2 separate regions of the Mus musculus genome follow, and region 1 is linked to region 2. A link is a loop called in an ENCODE intact Hi-C map of the cell type or tissue named here. Cell type or tissue: left cerebral cortex. All regions are shown on one strand. Each heading gives the region's core, and the rest is flanking DNA. Links, peaks and the distances in the headings are about the cores only. Region 1 has its middle 120 kb from the start of Gnaz. Region 2 overlaps Pcdh15 (protocadherin 15).

Region 1 (16,865 bases), core at 7,543-12,542, 370 kb after region 2:
CTTCTTACTTTTTCATCTTGAGCATTCTTTGAATACTGTCTACTATTGTATACTAATTTATGTATTTCCACCAGCTATTTCTTTTGATCACTAGTAACTGAGTTTAAGGAATACAGACAGATTTCAGGCCCCATGTCATGCTCTCAGCTCTTCCAGAGGATGTCTGAGACCACCCTGACTGCCTTGTTCCTGTTTTTAGGCCAGCTCTTCCACCTATAGAATCAGAGTTGGGCTCTATCATGAAGATGAGGAGCACAACGCCACTGTGCTTTGGAGCAAATCCCACACCTCCATTAGAAACAGCACACTGCAAGAAAGCTCACTTTTCATTTGGGAGACCTCTAAAAGAACCAATCCTGTATTGCTCCCATCCACCAGAAAAGCCACCCAAAAGATACCAGACAAGTGAAATGAGGGTCATAACTCAGCAGGAAGAAAATTAAGCCCTCAAGACAATGAAGTGAGACCCTCAGAATCAAACCATCTAGACTAGGATACAAACAAATGGGAAGAGACTGGCTATGGGAGACCATGTGAAGTCAGGTCTTCAAGGCAGTCTAAATAAAATGTCTTTGGTGGAAACACAAAATAAAATTTGTAGTTGATATAAAATCTCACTATAAATCCCCAAAGTCTTGACTTTTGTAGGTTTTTTTTTAAGAGCCCACATTTATTACTCTTTTTTTTTAACCTTCTAACCAACAAGAATTTATTGTGTTTAGACAGCACATGGAAAAATAAGTTCTAAAATGCATCAAAAAACGTAATGAATCTTATGATGTGATAAGTATTAAAATCAAAGAGAAATGTCAAGGTTTAGGAGAAACAATTAAGATATGATTCACTGTGAAGCTAAAGCAATTGTTGACAAGAATTGGAGTTGTTTTTTTAGAACATTAAATAAATCTACAAGTGTAGTTCCTGCTACACCTAATTTTTTTTATATCAGTCATGTTAGATTAGATTCTGTTCCAGTGCATTCTAGTGTAAAAATCTCCAAGTCAATTTAGGAGCAAATTGCTAGATATAATATAAATATCACAAGCTTCTAGATACTATTAAACTTTTGAGAGAGAATAACTCTACAGGAGGCTCACTCGAGGGCAGAAGAGATCAGGTTTATAATCACTTTGATTCTGTTACCCAAGTAGGAGACTTGACACACTGCCTTCAGAGGCCACGACAGTCAAATTTCAGGGGGAAAAAATGGAGCAAAGGCCAAGAAATGTCATGATATAGAATTCAAGAATTTGAGGTTAAAAAATAGAAAGAACAGCTAAGACTTTACAACAAAAAAATAGAACAGTTAAAACTTTATACTACTCTTTAAGTTTCGAAAAGAAGACCCTAGCTACATCATTTGCCCTTTGTTTAGGAAAAAATCTCAGAAGACAACTTCCAAACTGGAACTTAGATTAGGACAGGTAAGCACAGACATCAGCCTTCACAGGCCAGTTCTGAGGCTGCACGTGAACAGAATCTTTGCAGAGAAAGGAGCTCCACTCCAAGGAGTTTCTCTTATTTTCCATGATTAATGACATGCCATCCTCTGATTTCTTTTCCCTATTCTTATTAAAGCACACAGGTCTACATCAAAAAATCAATCCTTTGCTATCACCTCTGTCTTTGATGTGGAATCTAAGGCAGCCACATCTCCTCTTTCACCCTGAAAAACAGTGTTTTCTGTACTACATGCCCAAACTGCAGATCTCTGTCAAACATGCTCAATACAGGATTTCTACTGTGACCCAATTCTCATCTGTCAAATTTGGACCGGTAAAATTAAAGTTAAATGTTCTGCTAAACTAACTGGCTGTTCCTGTATTGCAGCTGTCTTTGTCACTGTTCAGTTGTTGTGAAAAGACACCAGGACCAAGGTAACTCTTATTAAAGGCACCATTCCACTGGATCTGGCTTACAGTTTCAAGGTTTAGTCCATTAACATCATGGCAGGGAGCTTGGCAGCAGGCAGGAATGGTGCTAATGGAGTAGCTGAGATCCTGATCCAAAAAGCAGGGGTCATGTTGGGGGCGGGGACTTGGCCTGGCATGGACTTTTGCAACCTCAAAGCCCATCGCTAATGGCACACTTCCTCTGAGAAGGCCACACCTTCTCCAACAGGTCACACCTCCTAATCCTTCTAATCCTTTCAAACAGTTCCACTCCCTGATGACTACAGATTCAAATATCTGAGCCTATGAAAGCCATTTCTATTCAAACCACCACAACAGCCATTTCTAGTTTGATGGATCCAAAATAGGTGCTAAAATTAGAGCCAATCTATGTTCCTGAAGCTATGAGGCCAAACTGTCAAATGGTTTGAATCCTAAGGGTTACAGTCCCGGTGGGATGTTCTGCCTAGAGTTTATATTGAGTAGGCTGTGGAATGGAAAAAAAATGAGGACTTTAAAAATAAAGCTGATTAAGGTTATACACAATGTTAGCTACTGTACACATTCCCATTAGAATAAGAAAGCAGGGAAACTCCCCCAAAATAGGTAGGGATTAAGCTTAACTTGTATCTCTACCATGTGATGGAACCTTCTGATGATAGGTCCATGTCTTTGTGGCACTGAATCTTAGAGGTCAGAATGTCTGATTCTCAACATCAGAAGTTTTCTGTTTGATTTTAAATTATCACTACATTAATGAAACTAGAAAGCCCCCCCCCCTTTGACACTTCTCGCTTAGCATTAATAGTGTTAATAGTCTAGAGGGCCAAGGAAACAAACTAATTATTCCATGTCAAAACATTAATTCTCAGTCCTGGCTGATAAGATCACCATCAACTCCTTTTCATTTTTTATGTGAAAATTAGATCCAAAGACTATTTGCACACGATAAAGGTGGTTTGCAAGCTGAAGTCTTCTAATCGAGCCAGCAGTGTTGATTCTGGCTAGGACTTTCAGTAAGATACATTTTTAACTTGTAACTAACTAACCTAGTGGCAGACCTCCAGGAAAGTCCTATGGCCATCACTTCTATAACCTTCCTAAATTAAATAGGACTTTTGTGCAGAGTGAAATGGCATGGGGGTATAAAGAAATCTTCTGGTAAACTCCAAGTATTCCACTTTGCTCTCAGTTTTGGAAATATTTTAAGACAGAACCATCCACCTATGCCATTCTTATTTCTGTCGAGTTAGTTAATATGTTTTTATTGTTTTAAGTTATGGCTTTGGACAGATGCTCTATCAGTAGGGAACCTCTATATCCAGTGTGAATAGCATAGACATTTCCATAAAGGTTGAGTGTGTGGTGCTAGCTCAGACGCTAATCCCATGTGATGAATCAAGAGGTTATATGTGAATATTCAAGTTGAACTAGAAGATTGGCTGATTTGAACTTCACCTGGATGCTTTACTTAGTCAATTCCCCTAAGTTATTCATGATTTCAGAGTACAACATGGAAGGCGTGTGAAGTCCATAGTTTCAAATGCATTGTGTTTCATTTACAGAAATGGCTATGTTTCTCTGCATGACTTCCCTCTGCTCCAGCTCTTCAGTCACATGGAGCAAGGGTAGCTCACTGCTGGGCACAACTGTGGACACACTTGTCCCCTTCTTTATTTCAGTTGTTCTTAAAAGATTCCCTGTATGTTCTTAGACCTCAGGATTTCCATTGTGTTGGTTTGTAATGATATACTAAAATGCAAGATCTGAGGTTATAAAATATTGATATGCTTGCAATTGTCTTTAATGTCTACCCAGACCCTACTCCTTTTAGGTAATTTCTCCTTATTGGCAGGCCAGTTGCTCTGCCAAATAACAATTTTTATAACAACCAACACTTTTAATAATTATCTCATATTCAATAATGTCACATGTACCACTAGCTTTTTAAATCAAGCACAATAATTCGTTATCTTAATTGTGTGAGCTTGTGGTGAGAGTGTAGCCAGTGGCAGTCTCAACTCTTAAATAATGAACGGCTTCATTATTAGAGAGAAAGGACCAACGAAAGCAAATCTCATGTTCCCAAGCACCAAGGATTTGGGTGGGCTTTTGGTCTGGAGTGGGGTTTGGACCTAAACAGCCCTCAAAAGTGTCACAACCTGACAAAAGTAGACTCCCCAGCAGATTCGTTAGCAAGCCTGTAAGAGTGGACTAGTGGACTTGTTCTAGTGATTAAATTCAGGTCCTTCAGGGGAACATAGGGATGAAGTCCTTCCTATTTCTTTTTGTGAGGATCATGAGGTGAGGACTTGCTCTAACCCATATTCCTACTGCAACTTGTTGCTTTACCACACAATCAAAAGCATCTCAGACCAAACCTCCCAAACCTGAGGTCCCACTGAACCGTCCCTAAATCTCAACTTTGGTTGCTGTAATCAAAGCCATCAGGGTTATCCACTAAAAGCATTATCATTGTTAGAAAATCTTTACTATTTCATTCCTTGTCTATATGATGAGGATAGTATACAATATATAGCAAATGCCTTATATTATATTACTATTCAATCTATATTAAATCATGCTATAAAGTAATGGAGAGGTTATAGCATAGGATATACATTTTCAATGAGACAGCATTTAGATACAGTACTTAAAAGCCGTTTAGAATTGTATTTCATATCTGACAGTGCCTCAAAATATGAGCCATCCTTAAATGTTCCAATATTCCTCATCACATATGGGAAATAGCTAATGACTTTTTAGCTCTACTAAGGACCAGATATTGAGAAAAATGTATAATCTATATGTGCCACTATCTTCAGCTCTCAGTTTAATCTTTGTACAGCGATTCAAGTAACTTAGAAAAAGACAGTTTTTAGGTGCCAGAGAAGCCAAGTTCAGCCTCATTTCTTTCTTTCTCTCTTTCTTTCTTTCTTTCTTTCTTTCTTTTTTTTTTTCTGAGACAGGGTGTCTCTGTATAGCCCTGGCTGTCCTGGAACTTACTCTGTAGACCAGGCTGGCCTCGAACTCAGAAATCCACCTGCCTCTGCCTCCCAAATGCTGGGATTAAAGGCATGCACCGCCACTGCTTGGCTTCAGCCTCATTTCTAAATTGTTATTTTACCTAGAAGACTAACTGCTGATATGTGAGTCTTCACCCGGGAGCTGGTAGAACCTTGTCTCAGGCACTTACCAAGGCAGAGGATGCTCGTTCCAGTTTCTGCTGGGAAGCCTCCCTGGCTTGGACTAGAACCTCTCCACCTTCTAATGTATGAAAATGCTTTATTCTGATCTAATGAAATAGTCTCTTTTCCATTATCCTTCATTATTCTCTCACTTACAAATTCATTACTCAGAGAAAAAATGCATTCTAAAAATAATTATCAAAAGGAATCTCATTGGCAAATGTAAAGTCTAAAGTCACACAAAAGAACAAATAAAACTTACAGAATAAAATACCATGAGAGTCTATATTGCATACACAAAATACTATGCATGCTTGCCATAGTGAGCTCAAACCACTTGCCTTTTTTTTATTTAACTTTTTTTATTAAATGATTTTATTTATTTACATTCCAAAAGTTGTCCTCTTTCCCAGTCCCCCTCCCCAAGTTCTTCACCCCATCTCCACCCTGGCCTCTGAGCAGGTGCTCCCCCACCCCTACCCCCACCAGCCTATCCACCCCACCAGCATCCCTCTTCCCTGGGAGATCAAGTTTCTACAGGATTAAGTACATCCTTTCCTGCTGAGGCCACACAGGTCAGGCCACTGCTGCATATGTACCTGGGGCCACAAACCAGCCCATGAATGCTCCTTAGTTTTTTGGCTTAGTCTCTGGGAGCTCTGAGAGGTCTGCCTTAGTTGACATTGTTGTTCTTCCTATGAGACCGCAATCTCCTTCAGCTCCTTCAGTCCTTCCTCTAACTTTTCCCATACTGGTCCTCGACCTCAATCTAATGGTTAGCTGTAAGTGTCTGCATTTGTCTCAGTCCGTTGCAGGTAGAGCCTCTCAGAGGACAGTTATGCTAGGCTCCTGTCTGAAAGCACAACATGCCATCAGCAATAGTGTCAGGATTTAGTGTGCACACACAGGATGGATCCCAATTTGGGTCAGTCACTAGATGGCCTTTCTATCGGTCTTTGCTTCATTTTTGTCCCTGCATTTCCTTTAGACAGAAACAATTTGGGGTTAAAAATTTTGAAGATGGGTGGGTAGCCCCCTATCCCAACTGAGGGCCATGTCTATTTACCGGATGTGGTATCTTCAGCTTCCATCTCCCTACTGTTAGGTACTTTGGCTAATGTCATCCCCATTGAGTCCTGGTATCCTCTTGCATCCCAGGTCTCTGGGACTTTCTAGAAGGTCCCCCTGTCCCCTTATCCCCACTGCTGCATATTTCAATTCATTCTCCTGGCCCTCTTGGCATCCCTCCTGCCTCTCCCCATGACTGATTCTGTCCCTCCTTTTCCTTTCCCCTTCCCTCTCCCAGCCAGTTTCCTCCTCCCTCTGCCTCCCTTCTAAGTGAGTTTTGTTCCCCTTCTAAGTGAGTTTCTGGTATGCACACTTGGGCCTTCCTTCTTGTTAAGCTTCCTGTTGTCTGTGAGTATAATAAGGCTGCTATGAACATGGTGGAGCATGTGTCCTGGTGGTGTGGTGGGGCATTTTTGGGTAAATGCCCAGGAGTGGTTTAGCTGGATCTTCAGATAGAGCTATTTCCAATTTTCTGAGGAATCCCCAGATTGATTTCCAGAGTGGTTGCACCAGTTCACAATCCCATCAGCAATGGAGGAGTGTTCTTCTTTCTCCACATTCTTACCAGCATCTGCTGTCACTTTTAACCTTAGCCATTCTGATGGGTGTGAGGTAGAATCACAGGGTCATTTGACTTGCATTTCCCTGATGACTAAGGATGTTGAACATTTCCTTAGGTGCTTCTCAGTCATTGGAGATTCCTCTGTTGAGAATTCTCTGTTACTTTGCCCATTTTTTCTTTTATTTTTGAGGTTATAATATAACTAAGTCATTTCCCCTTTCCATTTCTCCCTGAAAGACTTCCTATTCACTTCCTTGTTTTCTTTTAGATTTGTGGCCTCTTTTTTCATTTATTGCTGTTGTTTGCATATATGTATATGATATATATTTGTATTACATGTGCATACATATATGATGTATATGTGTATGTGTGAATGTGTATTGTATGTATATACATATATGATGTATATATGTATGTGTGTATTGTATTATATGTGTATACATACATGATGTATATGTGTATGTGTGAATATGTTTACATATATGTATACATATATGATGTATGATGTGTATTGTATGTGTATGTGTATACATATATAATGTATATGTGTGTGTATTATATATATAACATATATATTTGCATGTGTGCCAGTCTGCCAGTGGTCCTGAATGACACCTTCCCCATGTTTGCCTACATTATCTGCTCCTTCAGGATTATCCTGCATCCAATAAATAATCCCTAAGGAGTGTGATATACTTGTCAATCTCACCATATAGGATGACTGTGAAGGACCACCCCAATGTGACTATTACCAAAGTTGGCTGAGGTCCCACTGAGCCTCCATCTCCACCTCACTTCCTCCCTTGCACAGTCCTCCCTTCATTTCCTCCAGACAGACGTTGATCTAAAGACAACTGTTACTGGACCCTCAACATGCCCACCGCCAGCTCACAGTCAAATTCCCAGGGACTCCTCTTATCTAGAAATGCTTGATGAACTAGCTCCCCTCTCTAAGCCAACCTTCTGCCAGTCAGCCTTTATCTTGGGTATGTACTAGGCTCCCCGTGGGGTTCACTAAGGGACCAAGTCCCTGGAGTGCACATTAAGGGCAATGAAGTCTCATCTTCGTTCAGCTTCCAGTACTTCCTTATGTATCAAGCTGGCTTCATCTGTTTGATGCTCCTTTTAAGATATCTGGGACTCTGAAGTCTGTTTCTCCATACAAAGACTGCAAATGTCACATGACCTGACATTCCTCAGATGTTACTTTATTGGCAATTTATGGATGCTTTTGAAATAAACCATCCTGTGAATATGCAACAGAAATGCCTGGAACTTATAATGATTATCTTTCTTTTTAGATGTTTTGTTGTATTTAAATGTGAGTCTTTTATGAATGCATAGCATATGCCTGGGGTTTGGACTCACTATTTAGTCACAAGAGTTGCCATAGCTAAATCTTGCTTATTTCATAACCTGTTTTTTGTCAGCCACATGGCAAGAATTTATTGTAAGAGGGTATCAGGTTGGATTTTAATGGTACAACATGGAGAAAGCAAAGACACCATCTGTGACATATGGCACACATACATGTCTGATATGAACAACTCACTGTGTGAAGGCTGGTGGTCAGATGTTCTCTTCTCTCCTTGGGCACAGAAGAAGATCAAAGCAGTATGTGGGAGATTCAGAAATTACAGTCAGGAAGACATCAAGGACAAAGATGACTGCACTTACACCATAGACGTCGATGCTCTTGCAGAGGAGAGTCTGAAACGAACCATTTCTTCTTGAGTTTCAAAACTGAAAGTAAGTGTTGATGTTTGTGAAGAACGAGTGTTCATTATTGAGAAAGGGCATTTCTGGCATTTCCAAACACAATTACTCATTGTTTTGAAGAGCTTTGTTAAGAATTTGTTGAACTACTATTTTATTTTATGCTAGAATAGGAAACAAATTTTCAGAACTTTAAAGTTCTAAATGCAGAAAAACTTAAACAGTGAAAGATTATGAGTTTCAGCTTATCATAGACCACATAACAGGAAATAATAAACAAATTATAAATAACAAATAAAATTTAGAACAGAAATGGTGAAAATTGTGATATCCATTGCAAAATTTGTGGGAGGAATAAAATGTAGAAATTTTATATTCATGCTATATACATTAATTTGGTATTCTTTTTAAATATACTGTCATGATATATGTAAATGTAATAAAAACCATACAAAAAGAAAAAGGAAAGAATGAAAAATATTGCTATAAAAATTAAATACACAAAGCAGGATAAAAATAAGTATGAAATAAGATACATATCAAATAAGGACCCCTGACAGGAGACAGATCATCATAATGAATGATTATGAAGAATTCTGGAAATTAATTTTATGATTTTGCTTCATGAGTGTGCCTGTTTTTTCTACATTTTCACTCTGGATTTTTACATTTTTTAAATTGTATTTACATTATGGGTATGAGAGTTTTGCCCGAAGTGTATGAGTATATTACACCTGCAGAAGACAGGGGTATCTTACCCCATGGAATTGGAGTTACAGGTGGTTGTGAGCTGCCGTGTGGATGCTGAGAACTGAACACAGATCCTCTGCAAGAGGAACAAGTGCTCTCAAGTGCTGAGCCACCTCTCCAGTCCCGTTTTCATCCTTAAGACATCCTTAAGACATGAAAAGTGATGTCTTAGTCTCTTGGTGTTTATCACGATCCATGAGGATGGATTCATCTGTCACATACTGAGATTTTTAAGTTTTCAGCTCTTAAAAATAATTCCATTCAATATTTCCGTCGTTACAATCACACGCTAATATTCCGGAACATTGATATCACTATTGAAGTAATGGTTGTATACATCTTGTATCAAATTAGGCTAAGCAACTTTGAAAATAAGTTCGGCAAAAACAAACCAAGGAGTGACCTTCCTGTGGCCACCCTGCAAGATTGCAAACTGTGCCGATGATTCTATTTGATTCCATTGCTCTAAGCTAGAACAGTACACCAGCTCTGTATTCAAGTGACGTCCGTTCTTCTGTGTCACAGAGACTTTTAACAATTTCCCCCAAAGACAAGTTTCAGACTCAGCGCTACACTTCCTTGAAACTTTGATCAATTGTACCCATTTGGGTGTGTGCTATGTTACTTGGGAATTTTTTCACATTTAAGGGTTAATTTTTATGACTAAACTGAACCGAGTAGAACAGAAAGCAGACTGATGTTGGAGCGCCCTCTGCTGTTTGATGGAAGTTGAGCTACTATTCAAATGCAGATCCCACACAATAGGCAGTACCGAAGCACAAAAAAACACTAACACCAGGTCGTGGTGGGTTGCCAGAAACTTCTGTATCTTACACATTCCCATTGAGAGTGCATCATACGATTGCTTGGTTTTATATAGGGAGGCTGGTTTTCCCGAAGCTCTTTACCAAAAGAATAGAAATCTATGCTTGTTTTCTCTAGCTCCTAATGTTTTAAAAGTTCCTAGCTAAGTGATGTTGCCCAGAAGAAAATGTCTCTGTGAATATCGGCCACTGATTCTTTAACACCAAGAGGATTTTAGATCTTGAGAAGAGAAAGAGAATTCAATTCTTTCAGAGCATCCTTCCTCCTGTGAAACATTTGGTAAATTCCGTGTAGCCAGGGTCTTAGCTGAGTACAGGAGGCTAAACTTTGCTAGTTTCCTTTCTGAGAAAATGAGACAATGAAAGAAATGTAGGAAGAAACCTACGTTGAAATGTGTGAAACAAATGCTTATTAATTTCGTGCATTTTAAATACATTCATTTAGACGAAGGGAGAGTTCCTGATTGAAAAAAAAGATGCTGTACACATTTGTTCACCAAATGCAAGCTACCAGATTAAATTTCAAGACTAAATATTTTTTTAATCAGCTGCATGAATATTTCTTTTTAAATGTATGCCACTTGCTACACCATAAAAGAGAGTTCAACTAAGTACAAAAACAAAACAAAAATACAAACCCAAAAAAAAAATGGGACTATCATGGCATTCTACTCACGTTTTCATTCTGTCGACATATAAGCCGGCTTCAGGTGGGAATCCATATGAATTCTTGGCTTCTGGAATATATCTTTGTATAACGGAGGAAGTTAATCTTCCATGTAGCATGAAGGCCTACATAACCCTTTCCTGCCACAGTCTATTGACAGGCTAGCAAAGTTTAGCCAAGGAAGAGAGTCAGGGTACCATTCACAAGACCTTCCAATTCTTTCTTTTAGTGACATAGTTATTTTAGTTTCATTAAGGAGGCCCGTGGTAGGATGGAAGCCATAAATATGCTTGTTTCTGTGCACATTAAAGTATCTTTTTCTTATTTCAGTTTCTTAGACAACAGGAAGTAGACAGATAAATATCCCTAAGTAGGGACATTATGACATCTGGGTCATAAAAAGCTTTCCTTTTTTGTTCTTCCTTTTATTGAAAATAGGGGTTTTTTTTCTCATATAGCAAATCCTGACATTGGTTTCCCCTCCCTCTCTACTCCTCCTAGTTCCTTCTAGATCAATCTCTTTCTGTCTCTCACTCAAAAGCAAGCAGCCTTTTAAGGGATAATAATAAAATATAATAATACAAAACAAAAACTAACACATCAGAATAGAACAAAACAAACAAACAAACAGACGAAAAAGAGCCCAAGAAAAGGCACAAGAATTATACAGAGACACAGAAACCAACTTGTTCACATAGTAAGGAATCTGATAAAAACACTAAACCATAATAGAGAGATACATAGACAGACAGACAGACAGACAGACAGACAGACAGACGGATGGATGGATCATAGCATCATAGAGATAGAAAGATAGATAGATAGATAGATAGATAGATAGATAGATAGATAGATAGATAGATAGATAGATAGATAGATAGAGAAATTAATATGAATATCTATATATAGGGATATATAAAGGACTTGTGAGGTAAAAAGAGAGACAATACATACATAATAAAAATTAAAATAAGATAAAATTGAAGAAAAAATGCCCTGACATCATTATGAGACAAAAAACTTCCAAAGATGCTGAGTTTGTTTTGCCTCAGCCATCTGCGGTTGCACATGGCACCTACCCTTCAAGAGTAGCTTGTTTCCCCAGTGAGACTCCCTTGGAGAAAAAGTAAAGCTTCATTTGCAGATAGTTCTCCATTGGAGGTAGCTTCTGGGTTAGAGATGGGGCATGTGTCCTCTTCTCCTTTCAGTTCTAGGACGCCCACCATCTGTGATCCATCAAAAACCTGAGAAATACCTTTGCATGCTACCACAGTCATTGTGGGTCCTTTTGTATACCGAAGGCCTTGTTTCCTTGATGTCCTCCATTCCCTCTGGCTCTTACACTCTTCTGTCTCCTCTTCCACAGGGTTCCCTGAGCCCCGAGAGGAGAGATTTGATGGAGACATCCCGCTTCCGGCTGACTCTTCTGAGGTCACTCCCTCTCTGCCTGTTGTGTGCCTGTGGGTCTCTATGTTTGTTCCCATCTGCTGCAAGAGGAAGCTTCTCTGATAGTGGCACTGACCTATGAGCATAGCAGAGTGTCATTAGGAGTCACTTTGTTGCTACGTTCCTTTAGTAGAACAGTGGCATTTGATTTTCTCCTAGGTCCCTGACTTGGGCTCTTGGTCACCCAAGCAACATTGGGGATGGACCCCACCTTGTGGAGTGGGCTTTAAATCAGATCAGTTGTTGGTTGATTGTCACCACAAGCCTCTGTGTTACTCTTTCCTTGGCATATGAGCAGACTTTCCATAGTACAGCGTGGTAGATAAAGGGTTTGTGTCTGACTTGCTAATTATGTTTCTTTTTGAAAGAATACAGCGTATTTTCCTGGAGTAAAGAATCTAGCACATCTAGGCTCTAGGTGGGCACCATCTTGACTTCTCCATGTTCCACAACTTATGCGGGGGGGTTGTCGTTGGCAATGGGGCCTTGCCATCAGTCTATAGAAAGCAAACTATAATCTAACCAAGACTGTCTAACCAAATTATACTATACGGACCTCTCCTGTTTTGCTTTAAGTTATTAATGAAAACCAAGATGTGGGAAGCACAAGTTATACTGTATGGGGAAAAACAATCATTAAAAGTAAAAGCAAGAAAATATACCTGGGGGGGCGGGGGACTTGTGAAGTTTAACTTAATTTAAAGCGTGAGTCCCATGCACTTCTGGTGGCTTTTGCTGTGTTGTCCATGTGTACGGTTTGTTGCCGGCCAAAGAGCCTCCAGCACCTAAGCGTCACTCGTGAGCACTAATTGTAAGTGCAAGTGTTGCGAGGTGGGCATCGTGTGGTTGGTTTCTTCAACAGCGTCTTTGTCTGGGTGTATCAATTGGACACATGAAAACGTGCAGAAGAGCTGCTTCTCTAATGTTCTTAGAGTCATAAAGAGATCAGAGTACTGTGTGTCTCAGCGGAGGTTATCTACACAAAAACTTCGAGTCTACTTTAATAGCTCGGTCATCAAAGAGAAAAGGTCATTCGGGCTTCTGAAGATGTAGTATCTCGCTAACTTTCTAGTTGTACTGAACTCCTCTGTGACTCCTTAAATAATCAAATCTCTATTTTTAATTTCAGATGGTCTTTAACTCCAGTACAGTCAATGCCACTCATGGAGTAAAGTAATGCCGAAATCATAATTCACAGTACATGAGTACCATAAAGGAGTTATTTTACATTTTAACAAGCATATTACCATACATAAGATTGTGCCCTTCCACATGTAGTCAAAGCTGCTCTTAGGGTAGTAAGTTCCCAGCTAGAGAGCGACATGGTTTTGCATTAACTAAGTCACTTGTCATTTTTTTTTAACACTGCGGCTGTCTTCAGCCACACCAGAAGAGGGCATCGGATCCCATTACAGATGGTCCTGAGCCACCATGTGGTTTCTGGGAATTGAACTCAGGACCTCTGGAAGAGCAATCAGTGCTCTTAACCGCTGAGCCATCTCTCCAGCCCATCACTTGTCATTTATAAATGTGCCCCTTTAAAGTGGAGCAGGGCAGTGAAGAACATTGCAGAGCAACGTTTCGGGTGGAGTCGTTTGGCTTCCCTCTCTTTATCCCTCTCCAACCTAATAGTCACTGGCACAGGCCCAGCAGAGGCTTGGGAGTTTGTGTTTATGACACAATATAATCCATTATTTATGCTAAATGTATCGGTCCTGTGTTCTCAACACAGCAAATCCATCAGTTCTGCACAGTGGAGCATGAGTAATATACTCATGGAAGCTCTAGGTGGCTAAGAGTCCTGGAGGCTCACAGGATAATAGGAGCCCTATGCTATATCTAGCCTTTAAAATCACCCAGGTATGATCAAGTATAGTCGTTTCCAAGGGACTCTAGAAGTGACCTGACTATAGTGACTTCCCATGTAGTCACAAGTTGTCTATTCCCTTAGAATAATGGCCATATGGCCTAACTCATTTCTTTCAATTTTCTGTTTTGCTTTCGAATAAGTTCTTAAATAAAACACAGAAAACCAAATGGCATCTTTGGAACTGGAAAAAAAAAAAACTCTTCCTGGTAGGGAAATGAATGTTTCCAACTTCCTTTTTGTCTTATAGAGTCTTTTTGAAAATAAGAAATTTCAACCAAAAAAAAAAAAAAAAAAAAAAAAAGAAAGAAATTTCACATGAGCGTCCGTCCAGATTTCTGGTCTCGGTTGGAAACCCAAACATGAGCTATACAGTTCTCCAGGTTCCCTTCTCCTAGCTTGATTCTCTCACTGTTTTTGTTTGTGGCTATAAAGAATAGCTGTAGAATGTTATGAAATTGCCATCTCCTGAGCTAGGACAACTGTGCCTGAAACAGGTCACGGCTTGAAACAGCTTAAGGCTTGCTCCTGTCCCTCCTGCGTAGTCAGTCTTTGAGGTTAGGGAGAAGCTGCCTGGGATGGCCCTGGATTTGCTACCTTCTCTCCTGAAAACAGGATGCTGTTCAATGCCTTATCCCAGTGAACTGTTTATCGATAAAATATACAAACATATTACCAGCTATTGGTAATTAAGACATGGCTGGGTTTCCTGTTCTGGTTTCAACCAACTAATATCAAGGTTTGAGCTGGTCTATTTTCTTCTGGAGACTTTGAAGAGAAATCCACTTTTTTGTTTTTGATTTTGTTTTTGTTTCTTGTTTTTTTGTTTTTGTTTTTTTATCAAAATAGCTTCACTAGTTCTACCTCAAGACCCAGCTATAACATTCCTCGGCATATACCAAAGATGCTCCACTATCCCACAAAGACACTCGCTCAACTCTGTTCCTAGCAGCTTTATCCATAATAGCCAAAAACTGGAAACAGCCTAGAGGTCCCTCAACTGAAGAATGGATAGAGAGAATGTAGTTCATTTACACAATAGAATACTTACTAGTCAGCTATTAAAAACAAAGGCATCGTGAATTTTGCAGGAAAATGGATGAGATTTGAGAATATCATCCTGAGCAAGGTAACCCAGACCCAAAAGGACATGCATGCAATGTATTCACTTATAAGTTGATATTACAGGATACACGTGCTATAGTTCACAGACCCAAAGAAGGTAAACTAGAAGGGCGGCCCAAATGAGGATGCTTGAATATCACTTAGAATAGGGAATAAAATAGTCATAAGAGGCAGATGGAGGGAGGGGAGTTAGGAAGGGGATTGAGGGACTCTGGATCAGGTGTGGAGAAGGACAGTAGAGACAGCTAGATGGATGAAAATGAATGGAATTCATGGGGGGTGAAGAGGTGGGGGGGGCACATCTCCAGAATGAGACAGAGACCTGGGATAAGAGAGGTGTACTGGACAACCTGACAACTTGACACAGGCTGAAGTTGTCACAGAGAAAGGAGCTTAGGTTGGGGAAGTGCCTCCATGAGATCCAACTGTGGGGCATTTTCTCAGTTGGTGAGCAAGAGGGAAGGTCCCTTGTGGGTGGCACCATCCCTGGGCTGGTAGTCTTGGGTTCTATAAGAAAGCAAGCTGAGCAAGGCAGAGAAAGCAAGCCAGTAAGTAACATCCCTCCATGGCCTCTGCATCAGCTCCTGATTCCTGGCCTGCTTGAGTTCCAGTCCTGACTTCCTTTAGTTATGAACAGCAATGGAGAAAGTATAAGCTGAATAAACCCTTTCCTCCCCAACTTGCTTCTTGGCCATTATGTTTGTGCAAGAATAGAAACCCTAACAAAGACAGGAGGCACCCAAGAACCAATGGGGTTGACCTTAGTTGTGACTCACAACCATGGGGATATGAAACCTGAAAAAGCCACCTCCTGTGGCCAGACAGGAACCTGAGTGGAGCAATAGGGACACCAACCCATGCACAAAACTTTCAACCCCAAATTTATCCTGTCTACAAGAAATGTAGGGACGGGGCGGGGATGGAGCAGAGATTGAGGGAATGGACAACCAATAACCAGTCCAACTTGAGACCCATCCCATCAATTCCTGGCACTATTAATGATACTCTGTTATGCTTGAAGACAGGAACCTAGCATGGCTGTCCTTTAAGGCTCCACCCAACAACTGATTCAGATAAATACATCCACGGCCAAACCGTGGATGGAGCTTGGGTACTCTTATACAAGAGTTGGGGGAAGAATTATAGCCCCCTAAGGAAATGGGAACTCCACAGGAAGACCAACAGAGTCAACTAACCAAGACCCCTGGGGCTCTCAGAGACCTAGTCTCTACCCCCTAAGCCCCAATAGCATGTTCACATATAGCAGATGCTCAGCTTGGTCTTCACGTGGGTCCTGAACAACTGGAGTAGGGGCTATCCCAAAAGCTGTTGCCTGTCTGTGGGATATGCTCTTCTAGCTGTGCTGCCTTGTCTGACCTAAGTGGGAGAGGCCCCACAGAGAGAGACTTGATGTGCCAGGGTGGGAAGATACCCAGAAGGGGCGTCTACCCTCTCAAAGGAAAAAGGGAGGGGGGTGGAGTAGGCAGAAAGATTGTTGGAGGGGGTGACCAGCAGGAAGTGCAGTGAGCAGGATGTGAAGTGAATAAATAAAAGTTTTTAAAAAAAATAATTTCATTCCTGTAATATAGAATAGAGGTTCCAACTCCCTTGGTGGCCTTGGCAGCTGCTCCCAGAGGGTGTCCTTCATTAGACTGCTGCCAAGTGGCTCCTTCTATAGTATTCAAGATAGCATGCTTTCATCTGGCTCTCGCAGCATGAATCCTATTCATTTAGCAACCATCTGTTTTATGTGATTTAGT
Region 2 (16,865 bases), core at 5,522-10,521:
CAAAAGACTATTAAGGTAAAAATTATCCAAACAAAGCAATGAGACAGAAAGCCTCCAGAAATAGCTTGGTGTTCATTTGGTGTTGGCCATCTACTGCTGGGCACAGATGTGGCCTTAAGTGTGGTTTTTAGACCCATGAGACTCTAGTGGAGACACTATTCTTGTTCTGCAAGTGATTGTCAATTGGAGATAGCTTCTTAGATATGGATATGAGCTATGCCCACTCCCCTTCTCAGCACTGGGACCCCTCCTGGCTTGGACCTGTGCAGGCTGCCACTGCCTCTGTGAGTTCATATGAGTGTCAGTGCTCTTACATCTAGAAGAAACTTTTTTCTTGGTATCATCTATTCCCTCTGACTCTTACAACCTTAATGCTCCCTCTTCTGCCAAGATCCCTGAGCCTTGAGGGTGGGGGTTTGATGAAGACACCACTTAGGACTGGGCATGCCAAGGTCTCTTATTTTCTGTGCAATGTCTAGTTGTAGGTCTCTGAATTCCTGTTAACTGTCAAAGGAAGCTTCTGTGACGATGACTAAGACATTGATCTATAGGTATGGCAGAGTGTCATTAGGAGTCATTTCCTTACTATGATCCTTTAGCAACAGAACAGTAGTATTTTGATTTCCCCCAAAGTCCATGGCCTATCTAGTCTCATGTTCTCAGCTACCAAACTCTGCTGAGCACTGTCCTTAAATCCAATCAAATAGTGGTTGGTTACACCCTCAACCTTTATGCAACTATTGTACCAGTATATCATTCAGGCAGACCACCAATGTAGATCAAAGAGTTCATAGCTTTTTAGGTATTTAACATTTTCCTCTGGTCATATGCAAAGCACATGCTAGTACCATGTCAACAGGGATGAAAGTTTCTTCTTAGGCACCAGCTTATCATCTCCATATTCAATAAGGTATGGAAGTGTCGTCTTCAGCAATGGGGCCTTACTCTCAGTTTTTGAAGAACAAACAATAGCCTTGGCCATAGACTGAGTTGTTTGGGGTTGGGGGTGAGAGGTTCCTTGGGATCTCTTTGGTCAATAACTAAATTAGATGTAAACAATTCCTAGCAATGAAGGTCTCTCTAAATGGAAATAGATGTATAGTTGGGGCTTTGCCTCCTATTAGCCTGTGATTGCATTTAGATTTCTTTAAAATATGAGTATATTTCCTGAATCTTCTGGAAAACTGTAATAGGTTTCCATATAACCTCAAAAATGACCCTTATTACTACCTGTCCCTCCCCATATTCTCTCCCTTAGCCCCTTAGTTCTTTCTTCCACTTCTCCATTCAATCCTTCCATTCCAGTCTCCCTCCTGCTTCTCCAGACCTATTTCCCCTTCCTTGGTAGATTGTTCTCCCCCTACCCCTGCCCAGTCCTTTATAATGTACCTAATCTCTGTGGTTATATGGATTGTAGCATTGTGTGGATGGTAGTATATATGATTTAAAGCTACCATCCACATATAAAGAGAATACATACCTTCTTAGTTGGGTTTTATTGCTGTGAAGAAACACCATGACCAAGGCATCTCTTACAGAGGAAAACATTTAACTGGGGCTGGCTGTCAGTTTCAGAGATTCATTCCATTATCATGGTGGGAAGCATGGCAGCAGACAGGCAGACAGTGCTGGAGGAATTGAGAGTTCTACATTTTGATCAGAAAGCATACAGGAGACTGACTTATGCAGGCAGTCAGAAGGAGAGTCCCTCTTCCACACCTTGTGTAGCTTGAACACTAGCAGACCTCAAAAAGCCTGGCTCCACTGTGACTCACTTCCGCCAAGAAGGCTACACCAGTCCCAACAAGGCCACATCTCCTAATAGTGTCACTTCCCATGGGCCAAACAAATTCAAACCACCATACATATATATGACTGTTCAAGTCTGTGTTGAGCAGTGTTTCTTCTGTTTGCATTTTGTAGAATAATTTGAGGAGTATTGGCATTAATTCTTCTTTAAGAGTCTTGTAGAATTGCACTGAATCTATCTGAGAGAGAAACAGAGAGAGAGAGAGAGAGAGAGAGAGAGAGAGAGAGAGAGAGAGAGAGAGAGACTGACTTTTAATTACTACTTAATTGCTTATCTAACCTTGTTATAAATTTTAAGTTTTCCAGTTTTATGGAGTACAGATTTTTAAAGTATTTTCTTATGAATCTTTGGATTTCCTAGGTATCTGTTGTGATCTTCCCCTTTTGATCTCTACTTTTAAAAATTTACAGCTGGGCAGTGGTGGCACACACCTTTAATCCCAGCACTTGGGAGGCAGAGGCAGGCAGATTTCTGAATTCAAGGCCAGCCTGGTCTACAGAGTGAGTTCCAGGACAGCCAGGGCTATACAGAAAAACCCTGTTTCGAAAAAACAAACAAACAAACAAACAAAAAATTACATCTCTCTTCATCTTTTAGTTAATTTAGTTAAGGATTTATTAATCTTATTCATTTTCTCAAAGAAACAACTGTTCATTTCATTGACTCTTTTAATTTTTATTTCCATTTTATTTATTTTGGCACTAAGTGTGATTATTTCTTACTGTCAATTCCCTTTTGGCTGTTCTCTCTTCTTACTGTTCTAAGGTTTCAGATGTGTAGCTAACTTACAATTATAAGATAGCTCCAAAGTTTTATGTGGGTACTTAATGCTGTGAACTTGCCTCGTAGACCTGCCCTCCTACGTCCATAAGTTTGGGTATGTTGGTTTTTTTCTATTGTAATTCAATTCTAGAAAGGTTTTAGTTTCCTTCTTAATTTCTGTCTTTCCCTATCTTTCATTCAGTAGCGAGTTGTCAGTTTCCATGAGTTTGTAAACTTTTTATAGTTTTTGTTGTTGTTGATACCCAGCTATAATCTGTAGTGCTTCAGATAGAATTCAAGGTGTTATTTCAATCTTCTTTTTGAGACTTGTGTGTCTGAGTATGTGATCAATTAAAAAGTGTCACTCCATGATATAATTCACACCAGTCTTATTCTTCTGGTAGAAATTAGCCTTGTGGAACAAGATCACAACACAAGGGGCATTTCCTACAGCAGTAGGTAAAATATAACACTTCAGGTTTGGAGTTCACTCACAGACATTCAATTAGATATTATGTAGGATGCTTTATTCTAACCATCTTGTTAGGAGACAAAGAAGTAAGTCTTCGGAAAGAGATACTTGGCGTTCTGTGAGGAGGACTCTTGGCTTTAATCATCCATTTATGAAGGCAATGATAATTTGGCTCTCCTTACTTCTGGGTCATTTTTTCTTTTGTCATTATTTATTTGCATCACACTTTTGTCTATCTATTTAGAATTTTTCTTTTAGGAATGATATTTAGTTGCAGATATAGATCTTATGTGAAATGTGTTAAATTTGCCTATAAATATTCCACAGTTCTCAATTTTCTGCTGAACTTCTTATATATTGTCTCTATTGGAGTTATTCATGGCATCTTAATTTTATTTCAAGGTGTTTTGAGGTGACCACATCTTTAACATCAGTTTATGCTGTGTGCAAATGAGCCCCTTCCTTTAACACATTCATCCATTAATTTCTAAACAGTGTATCATGTTGAATATTTGCTTGGCTGAGGATAGACACTGAGTTCTTGTATATAGGGGGCCTTATTTTGTTTGTACACATAAAACATAGCTCGACAACCTATTAGAGCCTTCTAATGTTTTCTCTTTAACACTGTACATATGTGATCCCCACTATTTTATGTTATTTAAAATTATATATAAAGCCAAGGAAAATTTATTATTGTTATTGTGGCTGGTTTTGTTTTTTACCTGTCTACAAGAAATAATCTATTCACTAGCAATGTAATTAGATATTGATTCCCATGTTAATACTGTCTGATATTTATGGCCTCTTATGTGCAAACTTAATGTTCATCAACTCAAAAGAGTTTCCAGGAGCTTCAAGAAAATGGATTTTGAATGAACCTTTGCCAACCCTATGTAGCCCTCCTTAGAAATAGTTTCTCATGCATTCACTCAGCCACCCTTAAGTTCTTACATGTAGAAAAGGGAAAAGATGCATAGTTAAATGTTAGAATGTTCAAACACCAGCTCTCCACTTTCCCATCCTTCTATCCCTTTCCACCTCTGTTCCTTCTTCTCCTTTGTCTAGTTTAGGTTCTTAATGCAAGTAAAATTAGATAATGTTTTCCCATTTTTCCATTCCCCAAACAGGAATAATTGTTATATTTATCCTTATGGATTTAATTAGTTGTGTCTGCATCATGCCCTCAATGTGGATCCCCACTGTTGCAAATGGCAGGATTTTCTTTTTTGTTACGACTCTGTATGTACAGCAGTCTTTACAATACATTGATACACTGTGTCACTGTAAATATAGCGCACATCTTTATAGGCTTATCCATCAATGTACACCTAGGCTGTTTCTACAATCTGAATACAGTAAATAGCGCTCCAGTGAACACAAGCTGTACATGTTTCAAACCTCATGAGAGCACCAGTAGGAATTCTTGATTGTTTTTAAGACTTATTTTTAGTTTTTATTGATATGTATGTGGGTGAATATATAACACACGTGTGCATGTACCCATGAAGGCCAGAAGAGGATTAGTTCTCCTGGAGCTAGAACTATAGATAATTATGAGGCACTAGACTTGCATGCTAGGAATGAAACGTGGCTCCCCAAGAAGAGCAGCAAGTTTTCACATCCACCAAGTCATTTCTCCTGCCCCCCCCCAAAGTCCTGTTTTATCATTAAAAATGGAAAGATTTTAGGAAAGGAGGAACAAGATCACGAATTATTCACTCTGGTACAGGCCCAATATTTGGGTTATGTGGTCTATTTTGTAAGGGAAATATGAATTTGCTGTCTCTTAAACTAGCAAATGTATCTAAATCAGGAAAGCTACACAACAGGGTTATTTGAAATTTTGAGGAGGTAGCTTTCTCTCTATTAAGAATATTCCTCAAGAACTTTAGTGGTTAATAATCTCAAAGCAAATGTTTCTGAGGATTTTGATAGCTGTGGTCATACCACAACTGCACACATAGTGATTAGATAATGTGTCATATCTGTCAGACATCTATGTTACATACAAACAAGAAGAAGAAAAATGAAAAGCAGATTGTTCGAATAAATTGGATTTGACCCACATTTCCTCTTATCATTTTTAAGGGCATCCCAGCATTTTATTAGAATTACAAAAAAATCATTTGACAAAGCTGTTATGAATGGAGAAACAATACTAACCACATTTTAGTAATTCCTAGTGTTAGTTCATACCTAAAAGATTCTGTGTGAATTATAAAGTTACCAAACTGTAAACCAAAGATTTTCTCAAAGACACTGGAAGAAAGAATTTTTGAAACCATGTCAGGGAGGGAAAAAAAAAGAACTTTGTATATCTGAAAACAGATTACTTAATATTTGGATTTAATGATAATGGGCTTAATATTTACTAATAAAATATGATCACATTAATATAAAAGGAGTTATGTGAGCCTAAATAATATCTTGGTAATTATGTATAAAAAAAAAGCTAAATGAGATGTCCTGTGATGATAGGAGTCTAATGATTTGGGCCCATTACAGTCTCATTGAAATTCCTCATGTTTGTGTGCTTCCAACATCTTTCACACAGCTCTGCAATTACTGTCTGCAGTAATTAATTATATTTTTCCATAATTAAGTTAAAACCTACTACATTTAACCCACAAGAATGGAAACCTAAAGTTAAAAAATGTACAAAATAAAAAAGTGAAATTGCTTATAATTTCTTAATATACATTTACATTTACTTTGCTATATTAGCTATTTCCATTGAATTGTGTGGGATGATACTGAGTTTTGGATTCTATGAAGCCTGAATACTCAGGGCATACTGAAACTTGGCTTTCAGTGGTTTCCATTTCACGAATCTACCACCATGATTTTCCTGTCATGATGAACTTTAATCTCAACCTGGCAGTGTGTGTGTGTGTGTGTGTGTGTGTGTGTGTGTGTGTGTGTGTGTGTGAAAGAAGAAAAACAAAAACAAAGAAACCCTACCATCATAATAAGACTCATTTGTTTGTGCTTGTGGCCTATAGATCTATCATATTACATTGTCCACATATCTATAATAAATAAAACTGCAGACAGAATGGACACTAATGTTAGTAAAACCTCTGTTGGTATACAACATTCTTGCTCTTTATCATGATGATTCCATGGAAATCATGCTTTCCAACAACCTGGACCCATCATGGGCTTTTCTGCAGCATCAGCTTAATCCTTAAGCTAATTTTATGAATTGTCTTACCGTGTTATTCACATGTTAGTGGGATATTTTCTGTATGATTTTATAATGTGGTCTAAGGACCACATTTAAATACAAAAGATGTCTGGTGACTTTGCTATTTAGCCAAGACTATTTCAGGAAATGAATTCATTTTTAAAACCCTGGCTTTGTCATTTGTAAAATATGAATACTTATGCTAACTCCTAGACTTATTTTAGATATGAATATGAGAATAAGTGTACCATACATAGTCTGATATTTAGTTAAATTTCAGATTGTTTGCTAAAGCTGATGTCAGCATTGTTAATGGAAAGAGAGGCCCACTGGTCAGGCAAACTTTATATGCCCCAGTACAGGGGAACGCCAGGGCCAAAAAATGGGAATGGGTGAGTAGGGGAGTGGGGGGGGGTAGGGTGTGGGAGACTTTTGGGATAGCATTGGAAATGTAATTGAGAAAAATACGTAATAAAAAAATCAACTCATAAAAAAAGAAGCAACGTTGTCATTGTCTAAGAAAATGCACATAAACTGCAAAGATTCAGTTTCCAATAAACATGCCTCTTGCACCATACTTCTTTTTTGTTTGTTTGTTTGTTTGGTTTTTGGTTTTGGGGGTTTTGTTTTGTTTTTTCAAAACAGGGTTTCTCTTTATAGCCTTGGCTGTCTGTACTGGAACTCACTTTGTAGACCAGGCTGGCCTCGGACTCAGAAATCTGCCTGCCTCTGCCTCCCGAGTGCTGGGATTAAAGGCATGTGCCACCATGCCTGGCTGTACCATACTTCTTGAGTGGCTGGATGTCCCTTCAGCCACTTGGAGAATTTATGATTCACATGTAAAATGATTAGGGAGGTAACAGCTCTTTAACACTCTCAAAGTATTCCATTGGCATTACATATATAAATCTGTCATCAGAGTGGCTGGGTGTGGTCAACACCAATAACCTTTAACTCTCTAATTCATTTATTCAGTCAAATGTTCCTTGAATGCATACAGGGCAGAATGCCCTCCAAGCTGTTCAGATACAGTCACTATCCCTGTGAAGCCTGTATGCTTACACATATGGCAAATAGCAAACATGGCACAGGAGTTACTATGACCACAATAAATGACAGCAAATTTGCAAGAAAAGGGATGGACTTTACAGTGAAAGAGGTTTCTTGGTTCATCATGGTAGGCAGTGCAAGTGAAGAAGTGCAGTTCATGGGCATGGAGATGTGGGAGAGATTTATGGCAGATGAGATAGCAGAGAAGCAGACAGGAATAAGGGCTGGCTGGGCACAACATTTAAGGAAATTCTCACAGTGACTTTTGCCCACCAGTGAAGTAATGACGCCAAATTCTACATACTGCCCAAACAGAGCCACCAGCCTGAAGCAAATACATTTAATACCTGAGCCTATAAGGAAAATTTCAGGTGCAGAGTATAGATTCTGCTTCTGTCCCCGCAGCGTCTCTTGGCCACCTCATAATCCTAGTAAATTCAGTCTAACTTTAAGGAACCCCATAGTCATAAGAATTCTAACAGTGTTCTAGGCATGTGGTGCCATGTGCCTTTAGTCCTAGTACTTGGGAGGCACAGATGAGAGTTCAAGGCCAAAAAGGTCTACATATTAAGTTCCAGGTCAACTAGGACAGCACTGAGAGACTTTGTCTCAAAAATAATAACAATAAATTGTAGCAGCATTAAAAAGTCTAATACAAGGCAAAGTCATGGTTATGAGTCTTTATGGAATAATAGTTATAATAATATAGTTATATTCTTTCAATATACAACAGAAATACATGCACCGAGTGGATGCCATAAAGCTCTTTTGCCAACTCAAAATGTAGCTATTTGTCCTCCAACCAAGGCTAAAACAGTCTCTGAGGATAGGGTGGAGACTATACTTTGTAAACATAACATTCACCTGAACTCCATTTCAAAGCAAAGTCCCAAGTAAGTTTGCAGTCTTATACCCTAGGGAAATGGTTCTCTACCTTCCTGATGCTGCTACCATTTAATAGAGCTCCTCATGTGGTGTTGACACCCAACCATAAAATTATTTTGTTGCTACTTTGCAGCTGTAATTTTTCTACAGTTATGAATCAGAATGTAATTTTTTGATATGCAAAAGATCTGATAGGGACCCCTGAAGCAGTCACAACCCACATGTCGAAGACTCCTTCCTAGAGACTGCAATGAACAGAGTTTCTTTCCTCCCTGAAATGGCTTCAGGACACATTTCCTATTACTCCAGTGTTTTGTCTCTTTTTAATGGTGCTTCACATTTAAAAATCTCTGGCTTCTTTGTCTACCACTTTGAAAGAGCTGGTCTTCAGCCAAAGTGTGTGTTTCACAGATCTTTCTGCTTCATTCCTGGCTCTCAGCTCTCATTGTATGCCTGGCGAGTAGAAATGACCAGTAACCATGCCACAGATAAGATGCTGTGCTGTCATTAAATTTAATCTGCTAAGTTAATAAATTCATTATATTTTAGTTCTCCCTCACTCTATATTTAAGACATGGGAAAATTATAACACAGATAGCCTACTCTAATAACAATGTCTATTCTCCTCTGAAACTTAACATGCATGGTACTTATTCTCTGCATTTGCAATGGCATGCCCATATGAATAAGCTTAGTTCCAGCAATGACCCCTCTCCTGGTACTAAATTTATGCATTAATTAATGGTGCATTACTGTTACAAAATACCTAACATAATAACTTCAAAAAAGGAATGCTTTATTTTGACTTGTAATGTCAAAGTATTTAGGCATTTATTCATTGGCAATTGTGCTAGACAAATCTTCATAATAATGTGAACACATGACAGAAAGCATGTGAGTGTATCACAGTGGGCAAGAAAATGGTAGTGAGATAGAAAGTGCCTTCAAATACACCTTCCCAAGACCAATGGTCAATGACTAGTACTGTCCCCTAATGTTCCCATGACCCCCAAAATTATGCCTGAGTGTTCACAAAACTGAAGTTTCCAAACAAGAGCTTGTAGGAGATATTTGGTATTTACACCACCACAATAAATAAACAGAAATGTGTGATAATATCTCAGGTAGAACTGGTGAATAAAAATAGCTCAGAGGCATATCTGAAACAGAGCCAGGGAATCATGAGCACAGATTCAGAAAGTGGGAGTCAGGAGTAAAGCAAAGGCACTCGAGCATAAATTATAGCAATGTGTGAAGCAGAAATGAATAGTGAGTTCAAATTAGATTATTTTTAAATGAGTTCTTTTCAGGACGGAGTATCACCGTGTGAACAGTCTGGATTTGTACAACAAATGAAAACACCAGAAGGTTTTGAACAGCTTTCATGAGAATTAAGTCTCTCTCACTCTCTCACTCTTGTTCCCACTTCCCCTCCCCATCTTGATTTTGACACAGGGTCTCACTCTGCATTCCAGAATGTCCTGAAACTCACTAGGAAGCATGAGTTGGCCTCTTTTTGTTCATGTTATATTTTTTTTCTGAAACAGAAAAGAGATACACTAGCACTTTTTTTTTTGCTCTTAGTTTTTATATCTTATCAAAAATAAATATGGTCTCATTGAAATTATCAGGGAGAACTGCTACAGAAGGATAACTGATTACATGTGTTTCTAAACACCTTTACCTTCCACGAGTTGATAGTAAGCTTAAAGCAAGAGCTGATGTCATAGGTCTATAAGGTTTAAGGATCTACATGTCTTCCCATTAAGACTAATACTTTACTAAACAATCCATATCTATTTTCTAACTTCATCAGTCCATTATTTAAATGTACTTTATGGGGGTTTTTTTGTTGTTTTTGTTTTGTTTTCTTTTTTGTTTTGGGTTTGTTTTGGTTTTGTTTTTTGTTTTTTTTTTTGTTTTGTTTGAGGGGTTTTGTTTGTTTGTTTTTGTTGTTGTTTTTTTTAAGATTTTTGTTTTTTGGTTTTTGGTTTTTTTGGATTTGGGGGGGAGATGGAGATTCACATAAGCAAAAAGAATCCAGCATTTCTAGATTTAGAATAGCATAATTAAATGTGAAACAATTGTGGCAGGAAAAACAATAGAGCACAGCAGATATTCAGAGAGAAAGACAAGACATGGAGCAAAAGATGTCTGTGGCAATAGAGTAATTTTTTCCCACACAGAAATCATTTTACTGACGCTTATTATAGCACACTTCATTGATTCAGACTGAGTTGTGCACAGAAAGAAATACCTCTTGCATTTTACCTCTTAGTGTATGGAATTTTTCTTTTCTGCAAAGCCATTCATTGTGAGAATCAGTTTATCTCCTCTGGTGCCCTTTCCAGTCATCCCGATCGATCAATTATCCTTTTTCAGGGGATGCCTGCAAGTAGGGTGAGGTATCGAGTGGACGACGTGCAGTTTCCATACCCAGCCAGTATTTTTGATGTAGAGGAAGATTCTGGAAGAGTAGTAACCCGCGTCAATCTTAATGAAGAGCCTACTACGATTTTCAAGGTCAGTGTGCCATTTTGTTTGAGACATCTATCGGACATTCAACCTGAGCATTCTGCCTAAGGTTATCAATATGATTTTTTTCCTTTCTACTTTTCTCCTCTTTAATTTTTTAAAATTGTTTCTCCTAGAAATTTGAGAGCCTACTTTAAAATAAAAAAGTCAGCTAGTATTTTATGGTTGGCATAAACAGATGCTACTATTTGATCCTATAATAGAGTCTATGTCTTTTAATAATCATGATATTCAATCTGTATTTAATCATATACTGTCCATACTGATCAACACAGTTAATACTATTATTCTAATGTCTATATGGCATTCCGCTGTGCAAGTAAACAATTATATTTTCCTTTGTGTTTCTAATGCCACAATAGTAGATATAAAGGCTACTACTATTTCTTACAGCAAGTAACTCTATTGTTCTAAAACTACTTGTGTGAGTCTCATCTTATGCCTGCTCACAAGCATAAGTACACACAGGTAAACTGCAGAAGCAAATAATACTCCTAGAAAATTTGGAAAAAATATCCATTAATCTGCACTGTGTTACTTTGTATTAGGAAGCTATATCCCACACACCTATGGTCACTTGATCTTCGACAAGGGAGCTAAAACCATCCAGTGGAAAAAAAGACAGCATTTTCAACAAATGGTGCTGGCACAACTGGCGGTTATCATATAGAAGAATGCGAATTGATCCATTTCTATCTCCTTGTACTAAGGTCAAATCTAAGTGGATTAAGGAACTCCACATCAAACCAGAGACACTGAAACTTGTAGAGGAGAAAGTGGGGAAAAGCCTTGAAGATATGGGCACAGGGGGAAAAATTTCTGAATAGAACAGCAATGGCTTGTGCTGTAAGATCAAGAATCGATAAATGGGACCTCATAAAGTGGCAAAGCTTCTGCAAGACAAAAGACACCGTCAATAAGACAAAAAGACCACCAACAGATTAGGAAAGGATCTTTACCTATCCTAAATCAGATAGGGGACTAATATCCAACATATATGAAGAACTCAAGAAGGTGGACTCCAGAAAATCAAATAACCCCATTAAAAAATGGGGCTCAGAGCTAAGCAAAGAATTCTCACCTGAGGAATACCGAATGGCAGAGAAGCACCTGAAAAAATGTTCAACATCCTTAATCATCAGGGAAATGCAAATCAAAACAACCCTGAGATTCCACCTCACACCAGTCAGAATGGCTAAGATCAAAAATTCAGGTGACAGCAGATGCTGGGGAGGATGTGGAGAAAGAGGAACACTCCTCCATTGTTGGTGGGATTGCAAGCTTGTACAACCACTCTGGAAATCAGTCTGGTGGTTCCTCAGAAAATTGGACATAGTACTACCGGAGGATCCAGCAATACCTCTTCTGGGCATATATCCAGAAGATGTTCCAACCGGTAAGGAGAACACATGCTCTACTATGTTCATAGCAGCCTTATTTATAATATCCAGAAGCTGGAAAGAACCCAGATGCCCCTCAACAGAGGAATGGATACAAAAAATGTGGTACATTTACACAATGGAGTACTACTCAGCTATTAAAAAGAATGAATTTGTGAAATTCCTAGGCAAATGGATGGACCTGGGGGGCATCATTCTGAGTTAGGTAACCCAATCACAAAGGAACTCACACAATATGTACTCACTGATAAGTGGATATTAGCCCAGAAACTTAGGATACCCAAGATATAAGATACAATTTGCTAACCGCATGAAACTCAAGAAGAACGAAGACCAAAGTGTGGACACTGTGCCCCTTCTTAGAATTGGGAACAAAACACCCATGGAAGGAGTTACAGAGACAAAGTTTGGAGCTGTGACGAAAGCATAGACCATCTAGAGACTGCCATATCTGGGAATCCATCCCATAATCAGCTTCCAAACGCTGACACCATTGCATACACTAGCAAGATTTTGCTGAAAGGACCCAGATAGAGCTGTCTCTTCTGAGACTATGCCGGGGCCTAGCAAACACAGAAGTGGATGCTCACAGTCAGCTATTGGATGGATCACAGGGCCCCCAATGGAGGAGCTAGAGAAAGTACCCAAGGAGCTAAAGGGATCTGCAACCCTATAGGTGGAACAACATTTTGAACTAACCAGTACCCCGGAACTCTTGACTCTAGCTGCATATGTATCTAAAGATGGCCTAGTCGGCCACCACTGGAAAGAGAGGCCCATTGGACTTGCAAACTTTATATGCCCCAGTACAGGGGAACGCCAGGGCCAAAAAGTGGGATTGGGGGAGGAGGGGAGTGGGGGGAGGGTGGTGGTATGGGGGACTTTTGGGATAGCACTGGAAATGTAAATGAGGAAATTAAAATAATAATAAAAAAGAAGCTATATGCAGCTTTAACTTTTTCAAAGCCTCCTTTTAATGATGGTCCTTAAATGTCTTAACCCATCACCCACCAGAAAGAAAAGGTTATTATGCTAGGGAGGAAGTGGACCTATTTAGAAATGGTTCTTTAGAGCAAATCTTGTCTGCATTGTCAGGAAATCAGCATTTCAGTTCACAGCTCACCAGCCAGAGCTTGATCCACTAGCAAACATTTTATGGATCTACCAGCAGTCCAGTTCAGTAGTGTCAGGATAGCAGCAGTGGTGGCATGATGTAAGCAGGAACAGCCAGGCCTCAGCTGAATTGGCAAGAGTCAGCAGGGGAATTAGAACCATGTGGAGCACCAGGAGAAGTTCTCAGCTCTGCCTCTCTTGATGAAGCAAAGATCAGATGAGACTGGAGACCAAGAAGCCTTGCACCACTACCTCTATAAGCAAGGCCCTCTCACAGTCCATTGAGTCCTATTTATACTCCCTCCAGCCATCACGTGTCCTCTATGGGTCTTGCCTCACCACGTGTTTTGTCTCAGCATGTGAGTCTGTCTTAGCAACACTCCATGTGAGTCTGTCTCAGCTGACATCACTCTGCTAATTGGCCCAAAGCCCCAGCACACCACCAGAAGTTTTTTGGGGCTTTTCTCTCTATGGAGTCAGGACAAATGGAGTTCAACTACACAATATAAGGTGCACCAATACATGTGTGTCGGTAGCGAAGACTCCTTCATCACTTGTCCTCTGACATGCTTGCTTAAGCAAGACAACCTTTCACGCTGTCTGTCTCAGCAAAACGTTCCTTCACAAGTCTGACTTGGTGAAACATCTTTTCACCTGTGTCCACTTCAGGAAAACATTCTTCATGTGTTTGCCCCAGCAAAACACTACCTGATACAATTGATTTTAAAGAACCTTTAAATTTCTACCTCAACTCTAATTTTCACAAGAATATACACCTCTGTGAAAAATGTTTGAAATGTTTTAACATAAATATTAGAACACTTCTTTGTGTGTTATGGTTAGTAAAAGGACCAATTAATATTGCACTAATAATGTGTAGCTATTACCTCATGGGACTAAAATTCCTCTCAGATTATGTATTTGAATAATTCCCACTGTGTACTAAGTGATCTTGGCTCTATTTGGGCTAATTGTTTTTAAGAGATTATATAACAAAGTGTTAAACTACAAAGATTGCTAATTTTATTCTCTAGAGAGAAACACTCTGCTCTTTAAAGTGTGAGAAAACTCATTGAAAAATTAATTTCTCTTTACAAGTAAGCTAATTATGTTTTTGCTGCTGATACCACTGGATTTAACACCTTTTAAGTAAGTATGTTGGTACTATAAAAAAAGTATATATTATTTTCTTTTAGGCAGCATTGAATATAGAAAACCATTTAGAATTGCATAGATAAAGCATGAACCATATACTCTACTAGAAGTTGTCTTTTCTTATTAGAGTTAGTAACTCATTTGATGACACTACCTAGCAGGTTGTTTAAGAATATTACGATAGGATAGGGCATATTCTAACACACTATCTCATTCCTTAATGGGAGTAGGGAAATGATCACTAACTCCCAAAAGTGGAACCAAGAATAAAATAACAAGATCTTTGATAGAGTGAGGGTTGGCATTTTCTCCTGTTTATAATCTGTATGCGGATTCTGTCACTTTTTTAGCTGGTGGTTGTGGCTTTTGATGACGGCGAACCTGTGATGTCCAGCAGTGCCACGGTGAGAATTCTTGTCTTACATCCTGGAGAGATCCCACGCTTCACCCAAGAGGAATACAGGTATGAATTCCCATCAGGCTTTAAAACACCAAGCTTTAGTGTGCTTTAGAGTTAACTCTCAAAATTGATCTGAATTTACCAGCGATGTTGGTTTTACAATCCTAGCTTGATTTTAAAATTAGAATGAAACCTTTAAAGATTTACCATAATTAACGTTTAGTATGAAGCACTTTAGCAATGCTTCAGTGAACACCTGATTCCTTATAAATCATAAAGAAGCTCTGTTTAAATAATTGTAAATAATGAACCCAACAGGGAAAAACAGATTTTTAGTTCCATTGTTGCCAGTACAATATGACCTCCACCTGTGATGTATGATCTACAGCAACACTTCCCAAGTCATCCGGTGTCTTTCTGAATACTGGTATATATTATAGCAAGGGCACCTTCAACTCATCAAGTGACAGGAAAATAATTCAGAATAACCAATGAACTGAGACAGCCGAGAGAACGTCGGCAAGTGTTAGGAAATATCTGTTAGGTCTGAAGCTTCTCACATCTGCTCTTTTGCTGGCACCAAGTGCTTGGCTGTGTTTTTGATTTCTAAGTTATCAATTTCATTAATAGACTCACGGTTAAGTTTTTAATCCATATTCAGACGTGGTATGAACCTCAATTATTCATGAAGCAGAATATTTTCATTTTTAAAATTTAACATTAAACAGGACACTTAGAAATGAAAGCTAAGTGGACATGCCCTAGAATTCATTTTTTCAGTGGTCATGGCCATGCAAGATTCTTTGAGGTACCAGCACAATCAAGCTAAGATTCCTATTTGGTCTCATCTTAGAAATACCTTCTTACTATGTCTTCACATGGAAAAAAATAAACTCTTTGTGAACTCTCCTTATAAGGCACAGATGTTCATATGCACATATGTAATGTGCATATATATGTTTATTGTTTATAATTCTGTTACCATCAGAAATATCTACCATCCTTGAGCCTTACTCAGTATTATCATCTAACTTCTAGTTTGTCTCAAGGGAAACTAGATTGCTAAAATATCCTGGAACCCAATGTCAACTCCATTGTATCTTGTTGATCCTAGTGTTGACACTGACTAATGGATAGGGAACAGCTACCCTTATTTGGGTAAATAATCTCTACATTACCTTCAGGACGGCTGAAAAGTGGTAAACATCCTCATTATAAATATACAATCATGAAGCAGCTGGATAACACGACAATTTTAATATCAAAATATTTTCCATAAAATGAGTACTGCAAGAAGCTCACAGCCCTGGAGTAGAAACTAATAGACCAGTGGAAAACACAGTGCAGCATGAAAACTCAGTCCACAAGGAGACAGTGGCACTACTGTGCTTCAGAAGCAAGGTGTATTGATGTACAGTCATGTCTGAACACCCACATCTGACTGAGTGGACTTGAAGGTAGTGTAGAAGTTATTCATCACAGTACACCCTCTGTGAATCAGTTATCAACATCAGTTTAAGAGGGATACTGAAATCGCCACTGGGTTCCAGAGCCCTTAACTAATTCCGCTTCTCCCGAGACAAATGGAAAGTTGGAAGATGATCCTGATTGAGGTTCAAGATGAAAAGATATCTCGGATGACAGTGGCTTCATCGTTCTTTAAAATCTGCATTTTAGTGTTTTATAATTTTTGATAACTCCTTACGAGTTTGAAGCTATAGCAAGGGTAGAGATGCTGGAAAGTGAAAGGAATGAGGCTAGAACTGGGAACATCCGCCAGAAGAAAGTTTTATCTTTATAATCCTATAGCTCAAAATCAATTTCCATGATGCAAATCCTGGAAAAACCTCCAGAGTAAGCACACTCTCTGTACTCCAAAGTCTATGTGAATAAAAATAAAAATCAACGTAAAAATTCATGTGATTACACGCCCATTTCCCCGTCATGCCCATCATAATGTCCTTCTCATTTGGCTCTTCTGGGATGCTTTGTCTCTGGATTGCTATGGCACAGAGACAAACAGGACAGTTTTCTGCTCCTGGAGGGATTTGCCTGATGAGTGACTTTGGGTGTTTCAAACACCAAGGTGACAA

What was found. Hi-C counts contacts between places; a loop is a spot of excess contacts. Peaks named below come from ENCODE experiments on the same cell type or tissue, not always from the same donor. Only the 100,000 strongest peaks of a DNase experiment are listed, where the experiment ranks them.
Region 1: it touches region 2 in a loop (3-fold over the local background); 10 of 42 quality-filtered maps call a loop at or near these places.

What each region holds. Positions count from the first base shown.
Region 1 is chr10:74,838,668-74,855,532 of GRCm38, forward strand. No RefSeq gene overlaps it. Among named protein-coding and RNA genes, the nearest start is that of Gnaz, 120 kb to the right of the region's middle. In left cerebral cortex, for the core only: a CTCF peak has its summit at 9,877 (motif pointing left); a DNase peak (open chromatin) is centred at 9,882; H3K4me3 peaks cover 315 bases.
Region 2 is chr10:74,471,486-74,488,350 of GRCm38, forward strand. Pcdh15 (protocadherin 15) reads left to right here. Exons shown (of 37, transcript NM_001142742.1): 24 at 10,552-10,692; 25 at 14,723-14,835. Among named protein-coding and RNA genes, the nearest start is that of Gm40691, 340 kb to the left of the region's middle. In left cerebral cortex, for the core only: no CTCF peak of the experiment used is centred there; DNase peaks (open chromatin) are centred at 8,550 and 9,460.